3 separate regions of the Homo sapiens genome follow, and regions 1 and 3 are each linked to region 2. A link is a contact called in ENCODE Hi-C or POLR2A ChIA-PET data. All regions are on one chromosome and are shown on one strand. Each heading gives the region's core, a stretch centred on a gene start or an enhancer-like site at or near the end of the contact. The rest is flanking DNA. Distances are from core to core; before and after follow the strand shown. Region 1 overlaps LRRFIP1 (LRR binding FLII interacting protein 1). Region 2 overlaps UBE2F (ubiquitin conjugating enzyme E2 F (putative)). Region 3 holds the start of KLHL30 (kelch like family member 30).

The links. Hi-C counts contacts between places; a loop is a spot of excess contacts on that map. ChIA-PET counts read pairs that join two places held with the same protein, here RNA polymerase II (POLR2A). Pooled maps may share reads with other maps.
Region 1: a pooled map shows a loop between it and region 2 (5-fold over the local background). The contact joins two enhancer-like sites. A Hi-C loop is called at or near these places in 2 of 50 pooled maps. POLR2A ChIA-PET finds 5 or more read pairs at or near these places in 2 of 52 experiments (HEK293 and activated CD8-positive, alpha-beta memory T cell).
Region 3: a pooled map shows a loop between it and region 2 (2.7-fold over the local background). The contact joins the promoter of KLHL30 here to the enhancer-like site in region 2. A Hi-C loop is called at or near these places in 2 of 50 pooled maps. POLR2A ChIA-PET finds 5 or more read pairs at or near these places in 3 of 52 experiments (WTC11 and activated naive CD4-positive, alpha-beta T cell).

What each region holds. Positions count from the first base shown.
Region 1 is chr2:237,751,658-237,755,761 of GRCh38, reverse strand. LRRFIP1 (LRR binding FLII interacting protein 1) reads right to left here. Exons shown (of 24, transcript NM_001137550.2): 15 at 2,283-2,453. Among named protein-coding and RNA genes, the nearest start is that of RBM44, 45 kb to the left of the region's middle. RefSeq lists an enhancer at 2,632-2,681. Within about 2 kb of position 2,806, at least 3 of the 41 ENCODE cell types and tissues checked have a DNase peak (open chromatin) inside an H3K27ac peak, as active enhancers do.
Region 2 is chr2:237,996,539-238,000,568 of GRCh38, reverse strand. The region is part of intron 4 of UBE2F (ubiquitin conjugating enzyme E2 F (putative)); the gene reads right to left. The region is part of intron 4 of UBE2F-SCLY (UBE2F-SCLY readthrough (NMD candidate)); the gene reads right to left. Among named protein-coding and RNA genes, the nearest start is that of UBE2F, 32 kb to the right of the region's middle. Within about 2 kb of position 1,873, at least 4 of the 41 ENCODE cell types and tissues checked have a DNase peak (open chromatin) inside an H3K27ac peak, as active enhancers do.
Region 3 is chr2:238,135,837-238,140,070 of GRCh38, reverse strand. KLHL30 (kelch like family member 30) reads right to left here and starts at 1,403. Exons shown (of 8, transcript NM_198582.4): 1 at 1,313-1,403.

The DNA of each region.
Region 1 (4,104 bases), core at 1,557-4,056, 250 kb after region 2:
GGGTTTCACCATGTTGGCCAAACTGGTCTCAAACTCTTGACCTCAAGCGATCCACCTGCCCCAGCCTCCCAAAGTGTTGGGATTACAGGCATGAGCCACTGCACCTGGCCTTCAAGCCCTTTCAAACAACACAAACAGATTCCTCTGGACTTTATAGATGATGCCTGATGACTTACTGTCAAATTAACCTGAGGAGTTGATGCAATCAACAAGGATTTTCTGATTTCTTATCTACAGTGAAGCAAGAGCCGACGAAGGGCCCCCCCAGGGAGCCTGGTGTCTTCCACAGCACTGTGCTGAGAGCCTGGGTGAGGCTGCCCTGCAAGGACTTACCATAAAATGGCCCCTGCTGAAATATGACAAGGAAAACTCTTTGGGATAAAAAGGAGATAAACATGGCCTACTAAAGCATCTCTCATGAACAGCTGGTGGCCAGCTCTGTGCTTCAGGGCTGCCCCTTAAGAGACAAAAACAGGAGAGTTTGGGGGAGCAAATGGAGAGCCTGCAAAACCTAGCTGCTCCTCAGGCCTGGCCTCCCCACCTGAGGCTCAGCCCAGGAAGCTGGCAGCTCGGCTCTGCTGTGTTCCTGCCCAGTCACAGCAGCGCAATCCCTGGTGACGGCCTGAGACCCAACTCACTTTGCTGACAGCTTACAGGCCTGCAGGACGCTCCTTCCCTAGACCTGTCAGGCGGGTGATCTGAGATGGGATCTGGCCTGAGCTTCTGCTCACCCTGGCACTTCTGTTCGCCCACTTCCTTTAGCTTGGGGGTGGCTGGTGCCCTCCTGGCTATGACAAGGGCCCTCCTGTGGGGCTTTGCATGGCCCCTGTGTCCATCTCGGGACAGCATTCTAGCACCATCCAGCTTCTCTGGAGTGAGACTCGGGAGTTTTCAGTCCACTGAATGATGCCTAATGACAGCATTCCAGGAGGAATGCATATGCATTACAGGCCCCCACCCGAAGGGGGGCTGGGCTGTGCTCTCCACTCCTCCGTTCCCACATGACATCAGTCTTGTGAAAAGCTCCCCTCTTGCAGAGTTCAGCTATAAGGAACTTTGTGCGTAAAATGTTCTTCAGCTTCCAACTCAATTCTATAGCAGTCGAAGAAGCAGGCCTGAAGGTTGTCAAGGGTACCTTGGTTTTAACCCTTTGGATTTAGAGGATAATAGCCAGTTAAAAACAACAACAACAACGACACTCACACATTACATTTTCTGTTTTTCTCAGAATCTCTGAAAAATTGGACAATTCCTAAAAGTATGAAAAAAGTATTCCTTGCTTTCTATCTAAAGAACATCCAAGCCCAGCCTTCGTGGAATCAGTCCGCTGTCATTACTTATCTTAACACATGACTCATGCTTGAGACTCTCAATAGAAATTATATCTGATCTCAGCTATTAACAAACTAGTTCCAGTGGTTCCTAATGAAAGCTCAGATAAGACTATCTCTCTCTCTGAGCTTGGTGATATATTTAATTCTTAAGTAGAGTAACTGTGTCTTTTCCCAATCAGCAGAAAATAATATAATTTTCTTAAAATCTTTGATACTCATAACTATTTCCCTATGGTGTTGAGAGAGAACAAAATAAAAATCAGAAAATACATATGAATAGGAAAATCTTGAAGCATCTGATCGCACCTTATCTGAGCATGGTGGCTCTTTCATAGGTATGTTTTTTCATGGTTTTGCTTTTAGCTTAGATGTTCTCCTAGAAAAACTGTCTCCAGTTTACATGTTGAAATTATACGTATCAATATTTCAAGTCACTTGGCAAAGAGTATGGTACTTTTATTCTCAGATGTTTGGATTTCCTGGATAAGCGGAGAGCCATTGTTTAAAAATATAAAAATACATAATGTAAATTATACATTATATATACATACATACACACGATATATCCACACATACATACATACATACACACACACACACACACACCCTACCATTCCCTTTTTTTTTTTTTTTTTTTGAGACAGTGTCTTCTCTGTTGCCCAAGCTGGAGTGCAGTGGTGTCAACACAGCTCACTGCAGCCTCAACCTTCCAGGCTCAAGTGATCCTCCCACCTCAGCTTCCCAAGTAGCTGGGACTACAGCCATGTACCACCTGGCTAATTGTTTTAATTCTTTTTAGAAATGATGTCTCGCCATGTTGCCCAGGCTGGTCTCGAACTCTTGGGCTCAAGTAATCCTCCCACCTTGGCCTCCCAAAGTACCAGAATTACAGGCATGGGCCACTGCACGCAGCCTATTGTTAACATTCTGTATCATACTAATGCTTACTTTGTTTTTCTCTTCGTACTGCCGCCTAGATTCAGCCAGCTGTTCTTCAAGCTCCAGCAACATATCTTTTAGGGTATCAACCTGGTACATGAAGTTTGTCTTTTCATTGTCTAGCTGAGCATTGGAAACCATAGCCTTCTTATATTTCTCTTCAACTTCTGCTAGAGAGTCCTGTGGAAAGCAGGTCATATTTTTGAAATTGCAATAAAAAAATCAAAACAAAGAATCATTCAGTATTCTGTTAAAAAAAAACCCTCAGTCCTAAACTTAGACTATATTTCTTAGAGCAAATGGATCAGAAGAAGAAACACATGGCAATTTCAAATGCATGGAAATCCCCCTTTTCAATTTGGTCAAATTCTCATTGCTCAGAAAATTCACTATTAAAAGCAATGGACACACTCATTAGAACAAACGAGATACCAGTATGGAAAGGGATGTGGTCACAGAGGCAGTAGAGTCTCTGGCCCCACTCAGTAGCTGGGGAATCCCCCCAGCACGGCGTCCTAGGGCTGGGTGTCAGGCTGTTCAACAGATTTCTGAAGAATCACTCGAGGCGTGTGACCAGCCCTTGTGAAAGAGCCAGTGTGTGATGGCTGAGATAATTACATAGGGCCACAAGCCAGTGACTGCCAACCAGCCCTACTCTGGCTTATGAACCAGGAAAGGAGCAGTAGTGAGTTCAGATTTTTGACTCATAGGAAAATGGCAGGCAGATCTCACTGGGTAGGTCCTGGAAAGACAAAGGTCATTCCCTTTGAAGGACAGTCCAGAGAAAGAGGCCTGTAAAATACGCATGGCGATGCCCTCACGTGCCTCACACCCTTGCAGGTCCCCAAACATGAGGAGGGGAAGGCGATTCCAAAACAGAGAGGCAGAACCTTCAGGGCGCATACATGCAGAGCTAAAGGCAGCGGCAAGAGCTGCCAGTTCAGGTGCAGCAGAGGCTACCAGGGGGCTGGAGGGACCAGTGCTGGTCTAGCTCTGTACCTCCACACCAGGACAGCTGCTTCACGTGGGACCAGCGGGTCTCCGGTTGGTTCAGTGGCTCCCCAGCAGCATTTTTTCTTTTTTGAAACAGTGTCTCGCTCTGTCACCCAGGCTGGAGTGCAGTGGCACGATCTCGGCTCACTGCAGCCTCCACCTGCCAGGTTCAAGTGATTCTCCTGACTCAGCCTCCCAAGTAGCTGGGATTACAGGTGCGCACCACCACACCTGGCTAATTTTTATATTTTTAGTAGAGACGGGGTCTCACCATGTTGGCCAGGCTGGTCTCAAACTCCTGACCTCCGGTGATCCACCCACCTCGGCCTCCCAAAGTGTGGAATTACAGGCGTGAGCCACCACGCCTGGCCAAGTGGCTCCTTTTCGCATGAATTGAAAGCCAGAGTCTTATTTTTCCCCCTTTCAGGAAAGGTGGCAGATATGAAGATAGTGAATTAGTCATGATCGATGTCACCTCCTCTGTCTGGTGCCCTTTGATATTAAATTCAAATGATCTTGCAGGTACTTTCTAGGGGGCTGAAAAGGAAGTAACAGATACGCCACCCACTTCCAGATCCATGATCCGCTGCTGCCTAAGGAAGACAGTCACTGATTGCCCACCTTACTGTCAAGGAACAGGGCAACCACATCTCCTGGCTGGTGCAATGAAGTCACTGCACACTCTAAAAGCAGTGTGCACACGCTCCAAGAAAGCCAATGCCATAGTCAGTCTTTACTTCAATTAGTAGCATTTTACAGGGTGCAAATAATTGGGATGTTTCAAAAGTGTGGCATGTGAGGACGGCCTTATTAGTAGACATCAGATATTTTGAGAAGC
Region 2 (4,030 bases), core at 624-3,123:
GTCCACTGGTCAACGGGTAAATAAACTGGTATGCGTCCATACAATAGAATACAATTCAACAATACAAAATACAGAATACTGATTAACAACATGGGTGAAACTCAAAAACATTACGTTAAGTAAAAGAATGTAACTTATATCTCAATCAACATTACTTTTAAAAACACTAAAATAGATACATACACACCAATGATCTAGGATCTACTTCAAGAAGCTAGAAAAAGTAAAGTAAAACCAAAGTATTAGGAAGGAAATAACAAAGAGCAGAAATAAATGAAATGGGCAAACAATTGAGAAAAAAGTCAGTTCTTTGCAAAAATCAACTGCATAAACCTTTAGCTAACATGATCAAGAAAAATGAGAAGCCACAAATTACTGTATCAGTAATGAAAAAGGCGACATCAATATAAGTCTTACAGATATTAGTAGACTAGTAAGAATATTCTGGGCTGGGCGCAGTGGCTCACGCTTGTAATCCCAGCATTTTGGGAGGCCAAGGTGGGTGGATCACGAGGTCAGGAGACTGAGACCAGCCTGGCCAACATCGTGAAACCTGTCTCTACTAAAAATATAAAAATTAGCTGGGTATGGTGGTGTGCACCTGTAATCCCAGGTACTCGGGAGGCTGAGGCAGGAGAATCGCTCGAACCTGGGAGGTGGAGGTTGCAGTGAGCTGAGATCGCGCCACTGCACTCCAGCCTAGGCGACACAGTGAGACTCCGTCTCAAAAAAAAAAAAAAAAAAAAAAGAACAACATCAAAATACTTAACATCTATGAATTTCAAAATAAGTACTATATAAAGCTACGACAATTAAAACAGTGTGGTACGGGCCTAAGGGTAAACACAGACCAATGGAACAGAATCAAGTCCAAAAAGCAGAACTACACATATACAGTCAATGCTGTTTGGTCAAGCTTTCAAGGTAATTCAATGAAGAAAGGAAAGTCTTTTCATTGAAACAGCTGGATATCTAGATAGATAAAGTAAATCTCAACCTCTGTCTTACTCCACATACAAAAATCAATTCAAGATGGCTGATGGACCTTAACATAAAACCTACCATCCTAAAGCTTCTAGGAAAAAAACATAGGAGCATATATTTATAAGTTTCAGGTAAGCAAAAATTTCTGGACAGGACATAAAAGGCACAAACCATTAAAAAACTGATAAACTGCACATCATAAAAATTAAAACTTCAGCCACATGTGGTGGCTCATGGCAGTAATCTCAGCACTTTGGGAGGCCAGGGTGGGCGGATCACTTGAGGTCAAGAGTTTGAGACCATCCTGGCCAACACAGCAAAACCCCGTCTCTACTAAAACTACAATGGATGAAACTCAAAAACATTACGTTAAGTAAAAGAGGCTGAGGCCTGAGAATCGCCTGAATCTGGGAGGCAGAGATTTCAGTGAGGTGAAGTTGCACCACTGCACTCCAGCCTGGGTGACAGAGCGAGACTCTGTCTCAAAAAAAAAAAATAAATAAATAAATAAAAGAAATTCCTCCTCAACAAAAGACAGCATTTTTAAAAATGAGCAGAAAAGTCACAGAATGGGAGAAAATATCTGCAGCTCATGCATCTGACAAAAGACTTGTATTCAGACCACAGCACAAAATAAAAAGTTTTTTTAGGGCAAAAGACTGGGGCACTTCAGAAAGGACGATGTATAAATGGCCCGTAAATACATGAAAAGATACTCTACATCATCTGTCACTGGGAAATGCAAATAAAAACCCCAATGATATACCATTTCACACCCAAATGTTGATATATGTGTAGAACAATGGAAACTTCTCATACAGTGCTGGTCAGGGTATGGCACAACCACAGTGGAAAGTTTCTTAAAAGGTTAAACATGTTATCTTTCCTATGACTCAAAAATTCCACTCTTAGGTAGAATTAAAGAGAAAGGAAAACTATGAACACGAAAAGCTTGTAAAAAAAAAAAAAAAAGCTCACGGCAGTCAAACCTCATAGCTTTTGGTTTATTGATACTAGCCAAAACCTAGAAACTACTCAAATGTCTATCACTAGGAAGATAAATTATGACATATTCATTAAAATTCCATAAAAAGGGAATAAACTACTGATTCACACAACATGTGTAAATTTAAAACTATGTTAAGTGAAAGAAGTCAGAGACAAAGAGTACATATATAAGATTCCATTTACATATAAAAAATTCAAGAACAAGAAAAACTAATTTATGGAAATAAAAATCAGAAAGGAATTTTGGATGGTGGTGTAGGGGGCAAGGAACTGGCTGCAAAGAGGCAGAAGGAAACTTTGGGAATGATGGAAATGTTTTTCATCTTTATTGGGGTTATGGTTACATATGTGTATACATTTTCCAAATGTAAGCTATACATTTCAAATTAGTACATTTTATTGTTTATAATTTTATACCTCAGTAAAACTGATTATAAAATTTTTAATTTAAATTTAAAAAATTGTCATTGTTACTTAAAGCCATGTTCCCTTCAGCCTAAAACCATCACCACCATCACAGCAGGGCAGGCTGAGGTGACCTTCATCAACATGTCAGCCAGGCCACTCACTGAACAGGTCCAGTTTTTCAAACTGTCCCACTAACTTCACAGAAGCCTCCACGGGATATTTCAGGCTATCTTTTACGTTTTTGTTTTGTTTCATTTCACTTATTACTACTTTTTCTTGTTTTGCGAGATGATGTGGACGCTTTTTTTCTAAATTCGGTCCCTTTCTTTTCCCCATCACCAAATTACATTTCCATGTTTTTCTCTAAAGAGTGTATTTATTCCCAAGCATGAGCAACCACTCCAAAAGCAAACAAAACTATCAAAATGTTAGCAAGTGTGAACAGGAGCCAGATAAAGAGGTGTGAGCTGAAAATGCAGACGCAATTCTTCCACTCTTGACCATTCTAACCCCCAGATCATAGATATTAGTGAGTTTTCAGCCCTAGCTCCAGGATTACTGGCTACAAATGAGTCCATTTCAAAATCATTTTATTTCATATATTGTTAAAACTTCACAACTTAGACATATCACTGTAATTTGTTTTCAATATGAAGAGGAGCAGGATTCTAAAATTTTTTTTAAAAACCATGATATGAAGCAAGTTTTTCCGGTTGGCATATCTCGGCCACACTTCTCTTAATAATCAAAGGGCAGGCATCACCACAGCTTTCTAATTCACAGACATCACAAAATAAGGGCATATACACAGTATCTAAAAAGCATGCTGTGCACAGCTCAATGTTAATGTCCCTGAAGTACACTTATTAAAAATATGAATATTCAGGCATTAAGTATTTACAGGTACCAAGACACAAGTTACTTTTTATTTATTTTTTTTATTTTTTTTGAGACAGCTCTGTCGCTCAGGCTGGAGTGCACTGGGCCAATCTCAGCTCACTGCAACCTCCACCCCCTGGGTTCAAGCAATTCTCCTGCCTCAGCCTCCTGAGTAGCTGGGATTACAGGCACGCACCACCACCACACCGGGCTAATTTTTTTGTATGTTTAGTAGAAACGAGGTTTCACTATGTTGGCCTGGCTGGTCTCGAACTCCTGACCTCAAGTGATCCACCCACCTGGGCCTCCCAAAGTGCGGGAATTACAGGCATGAGCCACCGGGCCCAGCCACAGGTTACTTTTTAATCTGATAGAACAGTGAGTACAAAAACTGTAACAATTATGCTCCATTTTCAAGGACAATTCTAAGACCAACATCAAAGATGCTGTCATATATACAATAATCACAACATTAAAGTGATTCAGTAAAAAATTTCAGTTAAAAAATAAGGGGGGCTGGGCGCAGTGGCTCACACCTGTAATCCCAGCACTTTGGGAAGCCGAGGCTGGCAGATCACCTGAGGTTAGGAGTTTGAGACTAGCCTGGCCAACACAGTGAAATCCCATCTCTACTAAAAATACAAAAATTAGCTGGGCATGGTGGCGCATGCCTGTAATCCCAGCTACTCAGGAGGCTGAGGCAGGAGAATCACTTGAACCCGGAAGGCGAAGGTTGCAGTGAGCCCGAGAT
Region 3 (4,234 bases), core at 154-2,653, 140 kb before region 2:
GGAATTTGAACTCAGAGCTAGGCTTGGGGGCCCAGGCTCTGAACCCTGCATTCCACGTGGCCGGGTGGAGGCTGCTAAACAGAAACGGCCAGCCAAAGGCAGCGTTCTGGAGGGTTTCGCGTCACCACGCCCGCATGGTTGAAGTCAGCAAGGCCGCTTTCAGGCTCATGTAATTATGTGCATGTGGTTTATGTCCTTCTGGTATCGCACCCTAAGACAACCATCCCTAGGAGAGATCAAGTCTGTGCACAAGCCTTCGACCCGGGTCACCCCAGGGCGAAAGGCTGCGCAGCGGAGAGGCCGTTCGCCCGCTAGGGGGCGCCTCGCGGGGCCATCCCGGGCAGGAGAGGCGGCCGCGCGTCCACAGGTACAAAATGCGTGGGAACGCCACGCATGGAAATGACAAAGCTCAGCTGGAGAACCAGGAGGCCAAGAATCTGGCCCGGGCAGCCACGGTGCAGGTACAGGTGCAGGCGATGGGAGCTAGGGCTCCCCGACTTCCCGACCCCGGTGCCACCTCTTGACCCCAGAGCGGGGAAGCACCTGGGAGCCCACAGGGCCTCGCGGACCAACCCGGGCTCGCGCACAGGGCAGCTCACGTGGCCGGGGCCCCACACCCCAGCATCCCGGCCGGTACACGAAGTACCCACCCAACACTGCATGCATGGGGTTCCTGCCTGGCCCCTCCCCAGGAGGCGCTGGCCCCGGTGAAGGCGGCTCTGCCCTCCCTGGGCAGCCGGGAGATGAGCTGGGGCCTGAGTAGGTGACAGGGCTGTCCCTGGGCCACCGCCTGCAGGCCTCACATTCCCGTCATTGTTGTGCTCCCTTGGGCCAGCTGCTGCCGGGCGATGGGCAGGCACGCATGAGCGCCCCCACTTCCCCTGGGGGCCTCGGGGTGCCTGCTGACACCTGTCACCCTGCAGTCCCTGCATGGGTCGGGGCTTCCTGAGGGTCTCAGAGCCTCACCCCAGTGCCTGCCCAGGCCCGGAGTGAGGAAGCCGAGTGGGCAGGACAACAAAAGGCCTGAGCCCAGCCAGGCTGGCGACTGTGGCTGAGTGGCCCTGGCTGCCATCTGAGGGGTGGCCCAGCCTCCCCCTCCCACCTCTCCGGCTGGGACATGGAGGGAAACCTGTCTCCTGAGCCCCCACCCTGAGGAGCCTGGCTTGGCCGCTGGCAAGGGCCAGGGGGCGTCTCCAAAGCACCCTGCTGTGATCCCTGGCCTCGGGGGCCTAACCCACCCTCCCCGCTGCTCCTGGCTGGGTTCCCCCTGCCCTCTCTGCTGTCCCCTGCCCCAGAGCCCCCTGGATCCTACCTCTCACTCAGCCTGGACCTCGAAGCTGAGAACACAGACCCGAGAGAGCAGGACTGCCTAGCCGGCAGCCAGGGGACACGGAGGCCTGCAGGGCGGGGCAGGGCTGGTCTGGTGGCCACGTGGGGAGGGTATTTTTAGCCTCTGTCTGCAGGGCGAGGGGAGGGTCAGGCAGTGAGGGCTGGGCTGGTGGGGGAAGGAGTGAGATGCCGGCTCCTTGGTGACTGTTAGCTCAGAAAGCCCACTGAGGCCTTCCAGGGACTTGTGGCCTAGGACAGACATCAGGAAGGGCTCCAGGGCAAGGACAGGTGAAAGCTGTCGCGGTTGGGCTGGCTGGTGGGGGCAGGGATGCAGCTTCCCCACCTGTTTCCTCGTCTACAAGTTGAGTACAGTGGAGCCCGTGGTGGGGGCCTGGGGTCACAGAGACCCTCAGCCCAGGGCCAGGACACCGACAGGTGCTGCCCTCGCTGTTGATGTCAGCGGCACCTATGTGTCCTCTTGTTCTGTTGTCACGTGGGAAAACGTGATTATCATGAATAAGCACAGGTTGGTCAGCAGAGGCTTTCCGAGCTTGGGGTCCATGGTGGCGGTAGGGAAACTTTGCCCAGAGAGGGGAGGTGCCACACTCAGTTGCCCCGCCCAGCTAGCGTGGATAGGGGAGATCTTGGGGCTCCTTGCCCTGCTACCCCATGGCCTTGGCCTCGGGGCTGCCCAGGACGGCTAAGAAACAGGGTCACCTAAAAATACAGCAGTGGACTATCAGCCTCCCGTCCAGCACTTGGTTCACGGTAGTCGCAGGGGGAAGCTCTCACGCCTGGGACTGAAATGGGCTCAGAACCACAGGCCCTGACCAAGGTCAGGTGGGTTGAGTTGGGGACCCAAGAGGCCACTGGACATTTCTCACACCAGTGACCAGAGCAGAGCTTTGTGGCTGAGGGACTTCAGGTGCATGGGAGAGAAGCCCTCAGCCCTCAGCCCTCTACCCATCGGCCATGTGGGCCTGAGCAGTATGACCATTTCCAGGTGTGCTGCGACCTGGAGGAACTGGGGAGTATTGGGTCTGGCTGTGGCCTCTTGATGCTACTAGGGATTGTCCTAATGCTCTTACAGACCAGAGAGGTCCAGGCGGCCCCCAGGGAGACAGAACCCCACTCCTGGTCCTGAGATGCACACAGCCTATGGAGGGGAAGCTCACCTACAAATTACTGCCAAGTCTGCAAGGTGCCCTTAGGGTTACCTTCCATAGAGATTCCCTGAGTCCATGCTTCCTCTACAGCCCAGCCTGGCCCAGCCATAGCCCAGCCATAGCTCAGCCCAGCTCAGCTATTGCCCAACCATAGCCCAGCCATAGCCCAGCCCAGCTCAGCTATTGCCCAACCATAGCCCAGCCATAGCCCAGTCCAGCTCAGCTATTGCCCAACCATAGCCCAGCCATAGCCCAGTCCAGCTCAGCTATTGCCCAGCCATAGCCCAGCCATAGCCCAGCCCAGCTCAGCCATAGTCCAGCCGTAGCCCAGCCGTAGCCCAGCCCAGCCTGGCCCCTGCTCCTGCTCTTTCCCCTGCTCGTGTCCCACACTGTCCCAGGGTTTTTCCCCAGCCTTGGGCATCAGCCTCATGTTGTGTGGGGGACCCTCATGGAGGACCCCAACTCTCGCTGTGTCCAGGACCACTATGGGGTGGGCGCTAGAGTGTTGGGTTTCCGTACTGTCCCCCTTGTTTGCAGTCCTGGCTCGGGCTGGAGGAAATGAGGACAGGGGATTCTGATGACAGGCTGCTGTCACGGGGAGCTGGCTCTGCTCGGGGAACAGCACTGCTTGCCAAGTGTGGAGGCCTCACAGCAGCCGTCGTGGGGCTCGGAGCCCCAGCACCTCAGATGACAGGTCAGTCTGGGAAACTCAACACCGGGGGCGCAAAACAGATCCTCCATCAAGAGATTGCTACTGAGTGGCGCAGTTTTTAAAAATACACCACTTGTTTCTTTTTATGAGGATAAAAATAACACAAGTTCCTTTTGGAAAACAGAAAAATAAAAAGCAGAAAGTGTCATTAGTAAAAGATCATTTGCCATTAGTATGCTTCCAGCTCTTTCCTGTTGTCAAAATGAGCCTGCCTGCGTGTGTGGGTCAGCGCCCTTTCCTCACACCTTGTTATATTGTGGGCGTTTCTGATGGGATCAGCACTTGAAGATTTTGAATTTCTGCCGGGCATGGTGGCTCATGCCTGTAATCCCAGCACTTTGGGAGGCTGAGGCGGGTGGATCACCTGAGGTCAGGAGTTTGAGATCAGCCTGGCCGACATAGTGAAACCCCATCTCTACTAAAAACACAACAATTAGCCAGGAGTAGTGGCGGTGCACACCTATAGTCCCAGCCCGCAGACCCTCCCGCCCCAGGCCAGGCTTCCGATGACTGCAGTTGGGCTGAGCACTTCATGGGACCCTCCTGAGACATCCTGAGGTGCAGCCACCCCACACACGTGCTCCCGAGGAGAAACTGAGAGACGATGCGTGTGACCATGCGTGTGTGCTGTTCAAGGACATTGGATTTCAGGCAGTTGACTATGCAGCACTAGGTCACTAGTACAGCAGACAAAAACATGTAAACAGCAGAGCAATGGGGGGCTTCCATCTCAGATACGAAGATGTCATCATTACAGCGTAAAATGCCATCAAACAAGGTGGTTTTGACCCAAGAATAAACAAATCCCAACAGCCAATGCACAGAAAGCGGTGCCACGGCAAGTCCGCAGGGAAGGAGGGGCCGTCTGACGTGTGAGAGTGCTGGTGAAAGGGAAACAAGGTCAGCCCGATGGAACCCAGGCCCCAAATCACCCCAGATGGAGTGAGAGGTGCTGTGCAGGGCTGTAAGGCCCCCGAGAAGGGGGCAGACTGATATGCGGACCCAGCCTGGGACATCCTCACAGCTG